2 separate regions of the Homo sapiens genome follow, and region 2 is linked to region 1. Evidence: read pairs that join two places in POLR2A ChIA-PET (ENCODE). Cell type or tissue: OCI-LY7. All regions are shown on one strand. Each heading gives the region's core, and the rest is flanking DNA. Links, peaks and the distances in the headings are about the cores only.

Region 1 (5,384 bases), core at 78-5,077:
GCGCCCATGCCACTGGCTGCCTGATGTTAGCCTACTGTATGGAGAGGACACAGGTGTAGAGGGGAGTTAAGTTTTAAGTATCAGATATTCAAGAAATACCTAACTGCTGGGTTAGGTGACGTGGTTTATGTCATTTTTGTTGTTCTTGGCTGTGGGTGGTTTTCTTGGGTTAGAGCTTAATGTCTTTAACGTGAAGAATAGTTTAAATGGCCAATTTCCATGGAGCCATTCTGCAAATGGATGTTGAACTCTCAAAGATTTGTATGATCTACTTCCCAAGCTGCAGAAGAATAGGTCAGAGCAAAATCATTCTTTATTTATCCTGGAAAATAAAAAAGATCTATTTTACCATATAGGTTCAGAGGGCAAAGTCCTTCAAAAGTGTGTTGAGGGATGTCACATATGAGTCATGTTTTCTGTGTGTGTTTGTGTGCATGTGTGTATGTGTTTAACTTATTCTGTGACTTTGTATGACAGTGTGCAGACAGGGAACAGGGGGCTCAGGCTTAGTGGGCTCTACCTCCCCAACACTGAGGAAGTAACACTGGCAGCCTTTCCATAAGATCTGTGAGCAATCTGTGTGCCTGCTGGAAAAGCATAAGTACTGGAATAAGCAGGGACCCTAATTATTCTCAGCAAACAAGCATGTGGCTACTTCTAGGCAGACAAGCTGACAAAATTGCTTCTACCGATTGTTCAGTAGGAACCAGTGCCGAGCACTGGGAGGTTGGGAGATAAGGTAAGCCTACCCAGGTATTCACAAGCTGGGGAGGACCTCACTGCTAATGCATACCTGACTGCCTCATTCTGTGCCCCTCCAATTATATATAGCCTGGTTTTGCAAAATGAGGCTGAAGTCTCTGCAACCAACAAGACCCTGTTCCTGTTCTGATGGGGACATACTGAATTATTTTGTCTTCAGTTTCCTACGATGGTCTCCTCTAATTATTATTATTATTATTTTTAAGACAAAGTCTCACTCTGCCGCCCAGGCTGGAGTGCAGTAGTGCGATCTTGGCTTACTGCAACCTCCGCCTCCTGAGGTCAAGTGATTCTCCTACCTCAGCCTCCCAAGTAGCTGGGATTATAGGCAAGTGCCACCACGCCGGGCTAATTTTCATAATTTTTGTAGAGAAGGGGTTTCACCATGTTGGCCAGGCTGGTCTCGAACTCCTGACCTCAGGTGATCCTCCCACCTCGGCCTCCTAAAGTGCTGGGATCACAGGCATGAGCCACCGCACCTGTCTGGGCCTCCTCTAATATGAAAAAAAAAAACAAAAACAAAAAACAAAACCCAGCCCAGCGCGGTGGTTCATGCTTGTAATCCCAGCACTTTGGGAGGCCGAGGCAGGTGGATCACCTGAGGTCAAGAGTTTGAGACCAGCCTGGCCAACGTGGTGAAACCCCGCCTCTACTAAAAATACAAAAATTAGCAGGGCATGGTGGCGTGTGCCTGATCTCAGCTACTCGGGAGGTTGACGGAGGAGAATCGCTTGAACCGGGAAGGCGGAGGCTGCAGTGAGCTGAGATTGCGACACTGCATTCCAGCCCGGGCAACAGAGTGCGACTCTGTCTCAAAAACAAAAAAAAACAAAAAACCAACATAATAAATGTATGTATCTTCGGGTAAACTTACGAAAAACCACTCTCTTCGGTAAAAAATAATACAAGTCCTTTAAGACCTGTTGGAATATGGTAAAGAGGTGAGCATATTGATAATGGCAATTATCAATTATAAAGTACTTTAAATATCCTGCTCTTGCAGGTACAACATGCTGTAAACAGGGCATTTAGACAGGTGATAGTCAATTCATAGGAGATGGTTCTGTTGTAGGCTTTAAAAAACAACACTACTGAACCATTGATGAAAGGCCAGTTACATCCATGCTCCCAAAATGAAAGACAGAGACCAGGACCAAAAAAATGTATATGGAAGTTCTTTGTAAACAGTAAAGTACTTTACTGAAAGTACAATTTGGCTGAGCGTGGTGGCTCACATCTGTAATCCCAGCACTTTGGGAGGCCAAGGCGGGTGGATCATCTGAGGTCAGGAGTTTGAGACCAGCCTGGCTGACATGGTGAAACCTTGTTTCTACTAATAATACGAAAATTAGCTAGGCATGGTGGCGCATGCCTGTAATCCCAGCTACTCGGGAGGCTGAGGCAGGAGAATTGCTGGAACCCAGGAGGTGGAGGTTGCAGTGAGCCGAGACTGTGCCATTGCACCCCAGCCCAGGCAACAAGAGTGTAACTCCATCTCAAAAAAAGAAAAAAGGAAAAAAAAGCACAATTACGGCCAGGCGCAGTGGCTCATGCCCATAATCCCAGCACTTTGGGAGGCCGAGGCAGGCAGATCACCCTGAGGTCAGGAGTTTTGAGACCAGCCTGGCCAACATGGCAAAATCCCATCTCTACTAAAAATACAAAAATTAGATGGGTGTTGTGGTGCACGCCTGTAATCCCAGCTACTCGGGAGGCTGAGGCAGGCGAATCACTTGAATGCAGGAGGTGGAGGTTGCCATGAGCCAAGATCGTGCCACTGCACTCCAGACTGGGCGACAGAGTGAGACCCTGTCTCAAAAAAAAAGAAAAAAAATTGATTTAGCAAACTTTTACGAATCAATTAACTTGACATCTCTATGAGTCATTATGACTGACGGACGTATCCTCCACAGAGAACATGTTATACGAGAGCGATGGTCTTTTACTCCCACTCTGACCAAATGACCATACACTGTGCTCTCATCACTGGACTGTCCTAAAGATCAAACTAGAAAATGGCCTGAAAGCACCTAGCACTAGAGTAGGTGCTTAGTGGGTACCCAAGAAAAGTTACTTCTCTTCTCCTTTACCATATGACCTAGAGCAGAGCAAGGAAAATGCTCACGTCTGTACCATTTTCCAACAGGTCTTAAAGGACTTGTATTACTGAAAAGAATGGTTTTTCATAAATTGACCCAAAGATATGTAAATTCATTATGTTTTCTTTTGTGTAATTAGAGAAGGTCATCGTAGGAAACTGAATACAAAATAATTCAGTACATCCTCATCAGAACAGGAACAAGGGCTTGCTCTTGGCTGCCGAGGCTTAAGCCTCAGTTTGCAAAACCAGACTATATCGAACAGGAGGGACACAGAATGAGGCAGTCAGGTATGCGGTAGCAGTGTGGTCCTACTCTCACTGTTCAGATTCAGACACCTGACGATGGCCAAGCTAGTTAAACATGGATTTCTTGGGTGTGCCTCGCTATTCTCATGTTCTCCCCATGGTTCCAGTAGATAACATACAGGTTAATACGAACAGGACGCTCATAAGACATGTGAACAAGCAGACCCAGTGTGAAGTTATGATCATCACTACTCTCTTACCAAATATCCCAGCGCCCCATGGAGGATATGTTTCCATGGAAACTATTAGTGCTCAACTACGCTGAAACCATAAGTTTCAGGGAGCTTAAACTGAGTTTGCAGTTTGTAAATGTATACTCAACGAATAAAGCAAATTTACTTCTTTTTAAAAGTAACAAAAAAAACTCTAAGGACAAAAACAGATCAGGATTGGCAGGGACTGGGGTGGGGAGAGGAGTTTATTACAAAGGGACACAAGAGAATTTTAAAGTGTGAAAGAGCTGTTTTATCATTTGTACATTAAAAACAGTAAATTTTAGGGAGAGTAAATTTTACCTTAGTAGAAGTAACTAATGCATGGGAGTTTTGAGGTGACTGGTGTACTTTCAAGATATCCCAGTAAAGAACAATACACATCCCCACAGTAAGTGGGCATGTTCCACTGCCCCACAGTGAGTTGGCCATAGCACAAACAGGCATTGACTGAGAAGAGCTGATTCTTTCAGTGAATTGTGAGCAAGAAGAAAGCTCAGAAGAAAGCAAGAAGAAAGATAATGGCTTTCTGAGTCTACAATAGACACATGCAATATACGTATGTAAGCAAGAAAGGCTGAAATAACATAAATTCTCATCCAACACTATCAGCCACACCAAAGCCTTCTGTTTCAGGTCTGCTTGGAAAAAGATATAAAAGCAGATGCTTAACACCTGAAGAGACCTTAGAGACCATGAATCAAACCTGCTGATTCCAACATTCTCTCCAAATTCACAAAGACAGAACACTTTCATATCTACCTTCAGCGGAAGAAAAACCAGTTTTATCATTTCCTTGTAAACCTATGCAGGTTCGATTTATTTCATTCTGGCAACTTTGTGATGAGTATGAGAACTGGCAATAGATGGCTTAATGTGCCTTGAGATCAAATTTTGATTGGAAAATTTTCATTCATTGAAAAATTTGACTGGAAAACAAACTTTAATGTTTATTTTCTTTGTGTCATCCTTGTGCTTCCCAGATTAGCTACTTTGCATCCAGAGAAGTGAAAACAAAGGTAAGTAAAGTGGCTATTGCTCTGTGACATCACATGGCAATGAGGAGTGCTCGTGTTGGACCCATGATTCCTGACCCCAACTCTCAGGAGAAGGCAAAGAACAGCCATATGGCAAGTAAATGTGGTAGACACCGAGCAGGATCCTCTCTCTCAGTTTCTCTTTCTCTCCCATAGAAAAGTAGGGCTGGCTGGGCACAGTGGTTCACGCCTGTAAACTTTGGGATGCCGAGGCTAGTGGATCACCTGAGGTCAGGAGTTTGAGACCAGCCTGACCAACATGGAGAAACCCCATCTCTACTAAAACATACAAAAATAAACCAGGCGTGGTGGCAGGCGCTATAATCCCAGCTACTCGGGAGGCTGAGGCAGGAGAATCACTTGAACCTGGGAGGTGGAGGTTGCAGTGAGCTGAGATTGCACCATTGCACTCCAGCCTGGGCAACAAGAGTGAAACTCCGTCACAAAAAAAAAAAAGTAGGGCTGCCAGGCACAGTGGGTTATGCCTTAATTCCAGCACTTTGGGAGGCCAAGGTAGGAGGACTGCTTGAACCCAGGAGTTCCAGACCAGCCTGGGCAACGTCGCAAGATCCCATCTCCACAAAAAATAAAAAATTAGCTAGCGTGGTTGCATGCGCCTGTGGTCCCAGCTATTTGGGAAGCTAAAGTGGGAAGATGGCTTGAGGCCACAAGGTCAAGGCTGCAGTGAGCTATGATCATGCCACTGCACTCCAGCCTGGGCAACAGAGAGAGACCCTGTCTTAAAAAAAAAAAAGTAGGACTAAGTAAATTTACTAAAGAATATAGCTTAAAATTGGGGCAGATTCAATAAAGTCTGAGATTATAGGCCTGCATTGGGAAAGGTAACTGTGATTTAGGAAAAAGGATCTAGAATGTTAAAAATAGATAAATAATGCTGCTCAGATAGCTTCCATAATTGGCTAGAGAAAAAAGAAGGTTTGCTCCTCCCCTTGTGCCCTCGCTTTA
Region 2 (5,384 bases), core at 324-5,323, 62 kb before region 1:
TAAAAGATGCAGACTTACTTGAACAGAACTTTCCTTTTTATTGTGGTTAATACAGAAACCACACAGGATCCAGTCTTGGCATTGTAAACCTTTGAACGTTACATCCATGAAATTCTGTTGTCCATTTAAATTTTCAGTAACATTTCTTTTTGCTGTATTTATCACATTTTCCAAAATATGAAAATGCTCTTTTTATTTTAAATGTTGACTATACATGAAAAATTAACTCTGGTTCTATTACTTCAAACTACCCCTTTATTAGCAACAGTTGTGCAGTCCTGTCAAGAAGAATTTTAAAAATAAAGTACCAAATTTGGAGAGTAGACACATCTGTTTTACTTTGCAGTTTGTTTTATTGTTTTATTCCCTAGAATATGAATTCACAACTATCTTATAACTGAAGACTAAAGAAAAAACATATGTTGGTGAATCTGATTTCTGCATTTTTTTCATTCAAGGGAAGTTGCCTCCCTCAGCTGTCTGCCAATAAGTAATAAATGGACTTGGCAAAAAGTTTATTTAAGTTGGCTTTATTAAGCCAACAAAATACAGAAATCAAGTAAGGGACAGACAGGAAAATCTGTTCCTTTGAAGTCAATAAAAATCCATCTCCTTAATCCTTTTTTTATTCCAAGCTGTGGTGATTTTTCTCAACTGACTCACTGAGAACCTTGATTTAGCTAATCTGTCTTGCTTAGTTATCTTTCTTTTCCAAAGCTTTCCTAAAGAATCATCCTTTCCCCTTGACAACTGTCATCTTTTGTACTTGCATAGTGGTGCATCTGGTTATAAACATTCTCTAGTTAATCCCGATAGAGATTTAAATACAGGTTTTTAATTACGATTCATATTTTAGAAGAATAAAAACAGAAGTAAATAGCAAGTTGAAACGAAAGGCACATAGAAATTACCAATGGGAGAAAGATGGCTAAAATTTGATACCATACATCTTTCCTAAGCTGTCTGTTTTAAACCTTTGTCATAGCTTTATTTGGTTATTGCTTATCTGTATATTATGGAAGAAAAACCAGGACTCATTTGAATGAGTCAATTGAATAACTCATTTTCCATTCCCCAACGTATCCACTGAAGGGCTATGCATCATGCAGAAATATATATGAAAATATATTCACGTTTGAAGATTTCATAATTTGACAGGAAGGGCATTATATTGATAGAACAAAAACATACATGGACCACAAGATATTTGAACTTCAACATCATTTAGCAATCGTTGGTTGAGCACAGCATGAGAAAAGGATTTCTTACCTAAACTAAAGAGCACCAAGAATTTCAGACATACGAACTCTCGTTGATCAAACTGGAGAGAACGAAGTTTTGCCACTAACTCCTGTGCATGACTCATGAGGTTGTTGAGGGTGGCTCCGGCTTGTGATGCTATTATGGAATAGTCCACCTGCAATACAGAATCACAGTTTTAAGGACTATCAGAATCAGCAATATGTATTTCACCTGAGTCGTAAGAACTATGGGTAAAATCAGATTGCAATACAGGTTTTTAAAATAGAATAGAGATGTGGGGTCTCACTATTTGACCAGACTGGTCTTGAACTCCTGAGCTGAAGTGATCCTCTGGCCTTGGCCTCCCAAAGTGCTGGGATTGCAGGCCCAAGCCACCATGCCTGGCCACAATACAGATTGATAACAGAAGGGATTTTCCCCATGCAAGTAGTTTGAGGCACATTCCATGATTCTAAAATGCATCAGAATTACTATGTCTGATAAATATAATCACTTTTGATAAGCTTTGTAGGAAAGAGGTTTTGGCTACCTAAATTTTTCAAGTATATATGCCTTTTTTATATTATGAAATTACATCATCACATAAGATAAAAAATTTTAACTCTCATGAATAAGGTGAAAGAAAAACATACTGTCCATGAAAAGTGAATCCAGGAGAGTGTTCTATGTATATACAATATTAACTAGTGCATGAGGAAAATAAAGGCAGATATATTTCTACTTGTATTATGAGACTACATTTTAAAGTAATCATAGTTCAAGATTGGATGTTTGTGGATGATGAAAGAATCACATTTAAATTATTCTTTATAGAACAGCAGAAGTGTTAATTTAAAAATTTAAAATAAATACAAATAAATTATTCTTTAGTTTTCTGTTTCCTAAAAAGCATGACATAAAACTGCTATTCTCAGATGATTACATTAGATTACATCAGATTAATGTGTTTCTCTCTAAAGACAGCAATAACTTTATTTAGGAGAATAATTCCGTTGTCTGGAAGCAAAAAAAGAAAAGGCTTATTTCCCTTTTCATTAAAAAAAAAAAAGTGCTGGCCGGGCACGGTGGCTCATGCCTGTAATCCCAGCACTTTGGGAGGCCGAGGTGGGCGGATCGCTTGAGGCCAGGAGTTCAAGGCCAAACCCCATCTCTACTAAAAATACAAAAATTGGCTGGGCGTGGTGGCATGTGCCTGTAATCCCAGCTACTGGGGAGGCTGAGGCAGGAGAATTGCTTGAACCTGGGAGGCGGAGGTTGCAGTGAGCCAAGATCGTGCCATTGCACTCCAGCCTGGGGGAAGAAGCCAGACTCCGTCTCAAAAAAAAAAGTGTTGCTAGGCACCAATCTTAGATTATTCATGGGGACATAAGAAGTTCAATTTATAACAAGTTAAGATGTTGGGATGGCTGTCAGTGATAGCACTGGCTTTGCTGCTGCGATTACAGCATAATGGGAAAGCCCAGTTGGTACCTGACGCTCCCATCCTTTTTTTACTGGAGAGCTCTCAGGCAACCAGATACTCTTTTAGGTGCATTTAATATTTGCAGCAGCAGCAAATTTGTCTGGGAGGCAAGTCCTCATCTGCCACTCACCCAGAGCAGACTGTATTAAATTTTTATATTTATTGACATTTCATTACCATAATTGACTGCACTTGCTTCTCTAGGAGAAGGCACAGGGCTGCCTCCTAAGCAGGAGAACTAGTCCCTTGAGTAGAATTTGCAATTAAAAACAAGGCAGAATGGATTTTTTTTATTGTGTAAATATGATGAGTTGAATTTTCAGCTTTAACTAGAGAATACTGGGTGTACAGAAACCTTTTTCAAGAGTGAGAAAAATTATGAGTCAGAGGAAAGATGACCCCCAAAGGTGTCAATCAGTTTATATAGAGTCAACTATGCATGAAAAAGCCACAGTTAATGTGTGTTAGAGGAAAGCTCTTGCATCATGTACAGCACTGTCTACCTGCTTTAGCCAGGTGCTGGCATCTACGCACTAAATTTAAACATCAAGTGTTGTAAGAACTCCTGTGGTTTCTGTTTCAGAATGTGTGAAAGAAGGGTCAGTACCTGGGCAACCTGAACCCTGAGCTGGAAGGAGGCAGGACACACTGTTGAACTCTGTGGGGCACATTGGGATTATTTGCAGAGCACACAAAGTGACGTCTCAACTATCATTTTGCCAGTTCTCTTACAGGGGAACTTTCTACTTCAAGGAAAGTCCTTACTTTAAAAAGGTGCCTATGCTATAAATTCTTTAAAAACTGCACATAGTCAACTACTTCAGATAATAATAATACAAATTTTACTGAGACTAATGGGATAGATGAGTGAATGAGAGCAGGAAGGCCTGATGGTACAACAGTGGTGGCAAAAGCCAGAGACTAGGTAAGAGACCCGAGCCAATGCTGCCTCTTACAAACGAAGAGCCTTGGACAAGTACGTATAAATCTCCATCCCTTGGTGTCCTTATCTTTAAGTAAGGCAGTTAAGTTAGGTGATGATAATAAGGTACCTCTCACTTCTATGATTATCAAGAATCATAGATGGGACAAGATTAACAATTTAAGCTTGGAATCAACGGAATGCGCTGTAGCTGTAGCTTAATATATACAAAGTATATTGTAGTAAATACCACTAGTTAAGATCCAGGTGCGGTGGCTCACTCCTGTAATCCCAGTGCTTTGGGAGGCCGAGGTGGGTGGATCACCTGAGGTCGGGACTTCAAGACCAGCCTGGCCAACATGGTGAAACCCCATCTGTGCTAAAAATACAGAAATTAGCTGGGCGTGGTGGTACATGCCTGTAATCCCAGCTACTCAGGAGGCTGAGGCAGGAGAATCGCTTGAACCCAGGAGGCAGATGTTGCGGTGAACTGAGATTGCACCACTGCACTCCAACCTGGGCAACAGAGTGAGACTGTCTCAAAAAAAAAAAAAAAAAGAAAAAGGCGAGGTGCGGCGGCTCATGCCTCTAATCCCAGCACTTTGGGAGGCCGAGACGGGTGGATCACCTGAGGTCGGGAGTTCGAGACCAGCCTGGCCAACATGGTGAAACCCCATCTCTACTAAAAGTACAAAAATTAGCCAGGCGTGGTGGCAAGTGCCTGTAATCCCAGCTACTTGGGAGGCTGAGGCTGGAGAATCGTTTGAACCCAGGAGGCGGAGGTTGCAGTGAGCCGAGATTGCGCCATTGCACTCCAGCCTGGGGGACAAGAGCAAGACTTCTCTCAAAAAAAAAAGAAAAGAAAAAAAAATCACTAGTTAAGGCCTGAATCAGGAAGACCATACTAAAATGAAACACAAATATGTTGGTATTAATTTTCCATTATTAAGATGGAGTTAATTAAATATTGTTGTGTATAGTTCTAACAGGTGTATAATAATAAGTTCAAATACAAGAATTTCATATGTGAAAATGTAGTACACTATAACGGAAAGGAATCTGTTTCATAGGATTATATATTTAGTGAGAGACCTTTAGTGAGATGGACCTCAAAAAATCAATTGGTTTACCAACAAATTTATAACTATACATTTATTTACATGCTAATTTGAAAGCTCAAACATGCTTATTAAATGGGGGCTTAGAAAACATTTCTTTCAAGGATATTTATCAAATTGCACAGCTCTAAAGAAGGATAGGTGATTTATTCTTGAAACAACATTCAGATCTCCAACTTCCTTACATTTTATTACAAACATAATTATATTTTCATTGTTGAATGCAGAGTTTGTGCTCATTTCAGGAGCAGTTGGCCTTGTCTTTTATGTACTTAGTAAAATTAATTTTTTGCTCTCTTACATGTAATCTTTGTGTCATTAAATTCAAGGGAGATATTGAAGCAATACTCTAAACTGATGTCCCCTTTAGATAAATTTCACTCATCATGAAAAAGTAGAAAACAGTTTTACCTAAATTGCTTTTAATTCTAATCACTGAAATTTTGATGACTTGTATATTATAAGATGCCTGTCATTTTAATATGATACACAATAATAGAAGATAATAAGTTGCCAGTAGACCTTTCCCTTAGGATGATGTTACAGTGGCTGTTAATTAGCAACAATATGCAAATACTAAAACCTGACCCCACTTCAAAGTACATTATTATTTTATACA

Evidence for each region. ChIA-PET counts read pairs that join two places held together with the same protein. Peaks named below come from ENCODE experiments on the same cell type or tissue, not always from the same donor. Only the 100,000 strongest peaks of a DNase experiment are listed, where the experiment ranks them.
Region 2: POLR2A ChIA-PET joins it to region 1 with 5 read pairs; 3 of 35 experiments call an interaction of 5 or more read pairs at or near these places.

The regions. Positions count from the first base shown.
Region 1 is chr1:200,054,691-200,060,074 of GRCh38, reverse strand. All of the region lies in intron 5 of NR5A2 (nuclear receptor subfamily 5 group A member 2), which reads right to left. Among named protein-coding and RNA genes, the nearest start is that of NR5A2, 30 kb to the right of the region's middle. In OCI-LY7, for the core only: no CTCF peak of the experiment used is centred there; no DNase peak of the experiment used is centred there.
Region 2 is chr1:200,116,841-200,122,224 of GRCh38, reverse strand. It overlaps NR5A2 (nuclear receptor subfamily 5 group A member 2), which reads right to left. Exons shown (of 8, transcript NM_205860.3): 7 at 1,270-1,417. Among named protein-coding and RNA genes, the nearest start is that of NR5A2, 92 kb to the right of the region's middle. In OCI-LY7, for the core only: no CTCF peak of the experiment used is centred there; a DNase peak (open chromatin) is centred at 3,194; H3K27ac peaks cover 434 bases.